2 separate regions of the Homo sapiens genome follow, and region 1 is linked to region 2. Evidence: chromatin loops called from intact Hi-C (ENCODE). Cell type or tissue: endothelial cell of umbilical vein. All regions are shown on one strand. Region 1 overlaps BABAM2 (BRISC and BRCA1 A complex member 2). Region 2 overlaps FOSL2-AS1 (FOSL2 antisense RNA 1).

What was found. A loop is a pair of places that touch in the nucleus more often than their neighbours do. Peaks named below come from ENCODE experiments on the same cell type or tissue, not always from the same donor. Only the 100,000 strongest peaks of a DNase experiment are listed, where the experiment ranks them.
Region 1: a loop joins it to region 2, with 11 times the contacts of the local background. A loop is called at or near these places in 8 of 110 quality-filtered maps.

The regions. Positions count from the first base shown.
Region 1 is chr2:27,977,132-27,979,631 of GRCh38, forward strand. All of the region lies in intron 3 of BABAM2 (BRISC and BRCA1 A complex member 2), which reads left to right. Among named protein-coding and RNA genes, the nearest start is that of MIR4263, 18 kb to the right of the region's middle. In endothelial cell of umbilical vein, no CTCF peak of the experiment used is centred here; a DNase peak (open chromatin) is centred at 960; H3K27ac peaks cover 1,447 bases.
Region 2 is chr2:28,386,028-28,388,527 of GRCh38, forward strand. FOSL2-AS1 (FOSL2 antisense RNA 1) reads right to left here. Exons shown (of 2, transcript NR_103831.1): 2 at 1-1,106. LOC105374383 (a long non-coding RNA gene) reads left to right here. Exons shown (of 3, transcript XR_939876.3): 3 at 799-868. Among named protein-coding and RNA genes, the nearest start is that of FOSL2, 5.6 kb to the right of the region's middle. In endothelial cell of umbilical vein, no CTCF peak of the experiment used is centred here; DNase peaks (open chromatin) are centred at 1,424 and 1,534; H3K27ac peaks cover 1,424 bases.

The DNA.
Region 1 (2,500 bases), 410 kb before region 2:
TGTAGGCACAACAGCCTACATTGCTGAGGCAGTTGACAAGTTCCTTGACAAACTTGTGATGAATGTTTAAGTTCATATTATTATTGGTTAGACATTATTGTTTAAATTATTGCACCCAAGATTGTTTATTGTTTATAAATTGTCATAAAGGGAGGTTTCCAGAAGGATGCCTAGCCAGTATGTTTATAATTTGAAGTTAGGAGTGCCAACCCAAAATTGGAGTAGAATCTAAGAATATCATGATGGACTTTAAATAGGTAAATCTAGCGATACTGAAATATAATACAGATAAATTTAAAATTTCAAAATGGATTCTAAAATTTAGTTGTCCCAGTTAAGAAGAGGGATATGTAGCTTAGCAGTGGTAAATACATAAAAATGTTAGGGCTTTTAGTTAATAAGAAGCATAATAGGAGTCACTACTGATGAGGCTGCCAAAAAAGCTATTTTAACTTACAATGCCATTTATCAATAGAAGTTTAATACATAAATTAAGGCATGGATTTTTGTATTTGTTTCTGTGCTCTTTAGAACACACCTAGAATCTTATCTTGAGATCTGGGTGTTATCCTCTAAGAGAGCTATAGACAAACTGGTACATATTCAGAGAGGAGAGAGCCAAATGATGAAGGAAATTGAAACAAGTCAGATGAGGAATAGTGAAGGAGACTGGGATAGTAAGCCTGTCTAAGAGGTGACTCCTAGTGGGGTTGAAAGATAGGTCACGAGAACTGCCTTCAAATAATTGAAGGGCTGTGATATTACAGATAAATTAAACTTGTCCCATAAAGTTCTCAGAACCAGCAAATGGAATTTTCAGAGAGATATTAAATTTCAGTGTAAGGACACACTAAGGGTTAGAGCTAACTCTTGGAAATGAGTCACCTCTTCAAAGTTTTTCGTAAAGCTCTGAAATGGTTTGGATATGTGTCACCTCCAAATATCATGTTGAAATGTGACCTCCAGTGTTGGAGGTGAGCCTAGTGGGAAGTGTTTGGGTCATGGGGGTGGATCCCTCATGAATGGTGTGGTGCTGTCCTTGTGATAATGAAAGAGTTCTTGCTCTGACTTCATGTGAGATCTGGTTGTTTAAAAGAGCGTGGCACCTCCTCTTGCTCTCACTGCCACTCTCATCTTGTGATGTGCCTGCTCTCCCTTCACCTCCTGCCATGATTGTAAGCTTGCTGAGGTCTTTGCCAGAAGCAGATGCTGGCACCATGCTTCCTGTACAGCCTGCAGAACTGTGAGCCAATTAAACCTCTTTTTATAAATTATCCAGTCCTCGGTTAGTTCTTTATAGTGATGCAAAAATGGACGGACACAAACTCTATTGCTTGAACTTACTTTTTGTTGAGACTATCTCCTTCAAACTGGCGTTTCCACAAAGTTCTTGTCTGACTCTCACTTCCATACTTGGAGTTTCAGTCAGTAATCATTTAATGCAGCAACTGATAAGAATAATCTATCATTGGCAGAAAACCAGTCATTTACCTTTTTCTTTTTTTCTTTTTCAAGTTTCATTTTAGGTTCTGGGGTTACATGTGCAGGTTTGTTACGTGGGTAAATTGCATATCACTGGGGTTTGGTGTACAAAAGATTTAGTCACCTAGATAGTGAGCAAAGTACCCGATTGGTAGGTTTTTGACCATCACCCTCCTCTCACCCTCCACCCTCAAGTAGGCCCCAGTGTCTATTATTCCCCTCTTTGTGTCCATGTATACTCCAATGTTTAGCTTCCACTTACAAGTGAGAACATGTGGTATTTGGCTTTCTGTTCCTGGTTAGTTTGGTAGGATAATAGCCTCCAGCTACATCCATATTGCTGCAAAGGACATGATCTCATTCTTTTTTATGGCTGTGTAGTATTCCATGGTGTATATGTACCACATTTTCTTTTTTTCTTTTTTTTTTTTTGAGATGGAGTCTTACTCTGTTGCCCAGGCTGGAGTGCAGCGGCACAATCTCGGCTCACTGCAACCTCCACCCCCTGGATTCAAGCAATTCTCCTGCCTTAGCCTCCCAAGTAGCTGAGACTACAGGCATGCGCCACCATGCCCAGCCAATTTTTGTATTTTTTTGTTTAGTAGAGACGTGGTTTCGCCATGTTAACCAGGCTGGTCTCGAACTCCTCACCTCAGGTGATCCATCTGCCTCAGCCTCACAAAGTGCTGAGATTACAGGTGTGAGCCACTGCGCCTGGCCTATGTACATTTTCTTTATCAGATTCACTCTTGATGGGCATCTAGGATGATTCCAAGTCTTTGCTATTGTGAATAGTGCTGCAATGAACATATGAGTATATGTGTTTTTTTCATAGAATGATTTATATTCTTTTGGGTATATACACAGTAATGGGATTGCAGGGTTGAATGGTAGCTCTATTTTAAGTTCTTTGAGAAATCTCCAAACTGCTTTCCACAGTGGCTGAACTAGTTTATGTTCCCACCAACAGTGTGTAAGCATTTCCTTTTCTGTGCAGCCTCACCAGCATTTTGTTATT
Region 2 (2,500 bases):
TGAAAAACGAGTGCTTCTCTAAGAGTTTGAGCCACAGTCTCAAATGTGACTCTCAGAAGCCAGTCTTGGGTCATTGCTACAATCCTGAACCTATCACTAACTGTAGCCAGGGAAGTGAGATATTCTGTTTGGTCAGGACTGGATCGTGTGTCCATGTGTTCACCTCAAGAGCTCAAGGGTAGGGTCACCCATGGCACATGAAATGAGGAAGTGGAGGTTCTCCAAAGGAAAATTGGGGTGCTCTTACCAGAAGAAGACTTGTTCATTAACACTATTTGTACCAAGACTCTGGGGCCAGAATACCTGCAGTGAAATCTCAGCTCTGTTGCTTTTCAGCTCTGGAAACTTGGGCAAGTTGACCTCTTCTGATGTCAGTTTTCCCCATCATCGAATGGGGATAATAATTGTAGCTACCTCATAGGGGTGTTGTGAATATTAACTGAATTAATGCACTATATATGATCCAATTAAAATACTGTCTGGTACCAGGTAAGCCCAATTAGAGGTTTTTATAGGTGTACCCACAGTTATTGCCTCATGCCCCCAATATTTTGTGTGTTACTCTTTATTCTTCTTGGCTGGATTGGAAGTTGCCTGAGGGCAGTGCCCATCTAGGCTTCCAGCTTCTCTTATACCCTTGAGGACAGGCTGATAGTGGCTGTGAGACCATGGCTGTGAGACCCTGGCAGCATCCTGGGCCCCCCACCACATCAGAAGTAGATAAGCCTGCCTGAGCCTCCTGGTCTGGGCCTGGAGCAAGCGGGACTCCCAATAGCCCCTTCCCCCTTGCTTTCCCAGATCCTCAGAACAGGAAGGTGGCAGAATCGTGTTTCAAAGTGGGACTTGAAGATGCTTGGCAGGAGACTCGTCCAGATGGAGGGGCAGTGGGGAAAAGCTTTATTGCCTTTAGGACTTCTGTGTCTCCCTTGCCTTACAACGTACCCAACATTCAATCCAGTGTCCTGGTGGTGGCAGATGTGGAAGCCGAGTCTGGAGATGTCAAGGGGCTTGGCCCAGGTCACACAGCCCGCCATAGTAGGGCTGCCCTTGGAGCTTCATTTCCCAACTGGAAGCCAAACCCTGTGCCGCCTCTGCTTGTGCAGATCCTAGAACCAGAGAAGAAGCGGGGCAAGTTGTCCTGTTTCTCTTCTCCCAACCTGACAAACATTCCTACCAGGGGTGACTTCTGTTCTGACTCATAAAGATATTTCTGAATAATAGCACTGGTCACTTTATCTCTGGAATGTATCCGGCTTTTAAAAAAACAAAAAACCAAAAAACTGGTGGCAGGGAAGTACCCTCTTCCTGCCCGCCCCCTCCCCCACCCCCACCAGGGCACTGATTCCACTCAGTCTCCTAGGGGCCTCGTGGGGGTGGCCAGAAAGGCCTCATTTGCATATGCTTTCTCACAAGTCTTGCCTACACTTCAATGTAACTCTAAATGTGTTCTAAGGAAATAAAAAGGTTTTGTTGTCATTGTTTGCTTCTTGTTTTTTATTAAATTGAGGGTAACATACATAAAGTAAAATGAAGAAAATGCTGTAATCCTAAGGGCAGAGCCTGTGGATGAACTTTAACATACCCACAGATGTGTAATACCCCACTCAGATAGAGATTGTTGTTTTAAAACTATGATTATGATTGCCTCTAGAGTGATATTTCTTGTCTTCATTTCTTCTCCATTGGCATATAGCCCATTCATGAAATGGGAATCATGTTGGGTGAAGGCTTATGTGTCACATCTGAGAAGACTTTAGCTGGGAGGGTTGCTCTTGGAATTTCAAGGAGGTTGTGTAAAGCCACAGGAGAGAAAGTCATACTTGCTTCTTCCCCAGGTGTGGATCCCTGTTCATCAGTGGGTATAGCCTTTTCTCTGCTCCACACCTGAGAGATACAATACATGCCTCAGTGGCTCGTGTATCATTGTGAGTGGCTTCGTGTATCAGTAAAGAGGGGAGATGTGGTTTGAAAAAGCTGTTCAGGCTATTCCATTGTTCACTTCCACAGTAGGTGAGGTGTAAGGCTCACTGATTTACCTTATTTCCTTCATTCTGAAACACGATCCCTCGTTAGATCCCTCATGTGCTTAATGGGATCTATACTGGTTATTCCCCATTTGCTGAGTGCCCCACTAGATGCGCTCTCTACCCTTCTTTGCCATTCTCTGTGCCCTGGGAGGCCAACCTTAGTGGACTACATTGATCAGCAGCCCCCTGCCATTTGGCCAGAGAAGGAGGTAGGAGGTGGGAGAGATGGTCTGGTATTTCTTGACCCCAACTCCTCCCTCCCTTTCAGCAGGCTATCTCTGGCAGTGGCTCCTTCCCTCTACCTGCTGGATGGCCCCTCTTTCATGGTCCCAAGCTCACTAGGCTCCAATAACATGATTGCCTCCTCTTTTCAACCCTAGGGATGGTCATCATTTCCTGCTGTTACTAGGCTCTAGGTGCCTCAAGTTCCCTCTTAACTCTGCCCATACCTCTATAAGGAATTTCTCCATTAA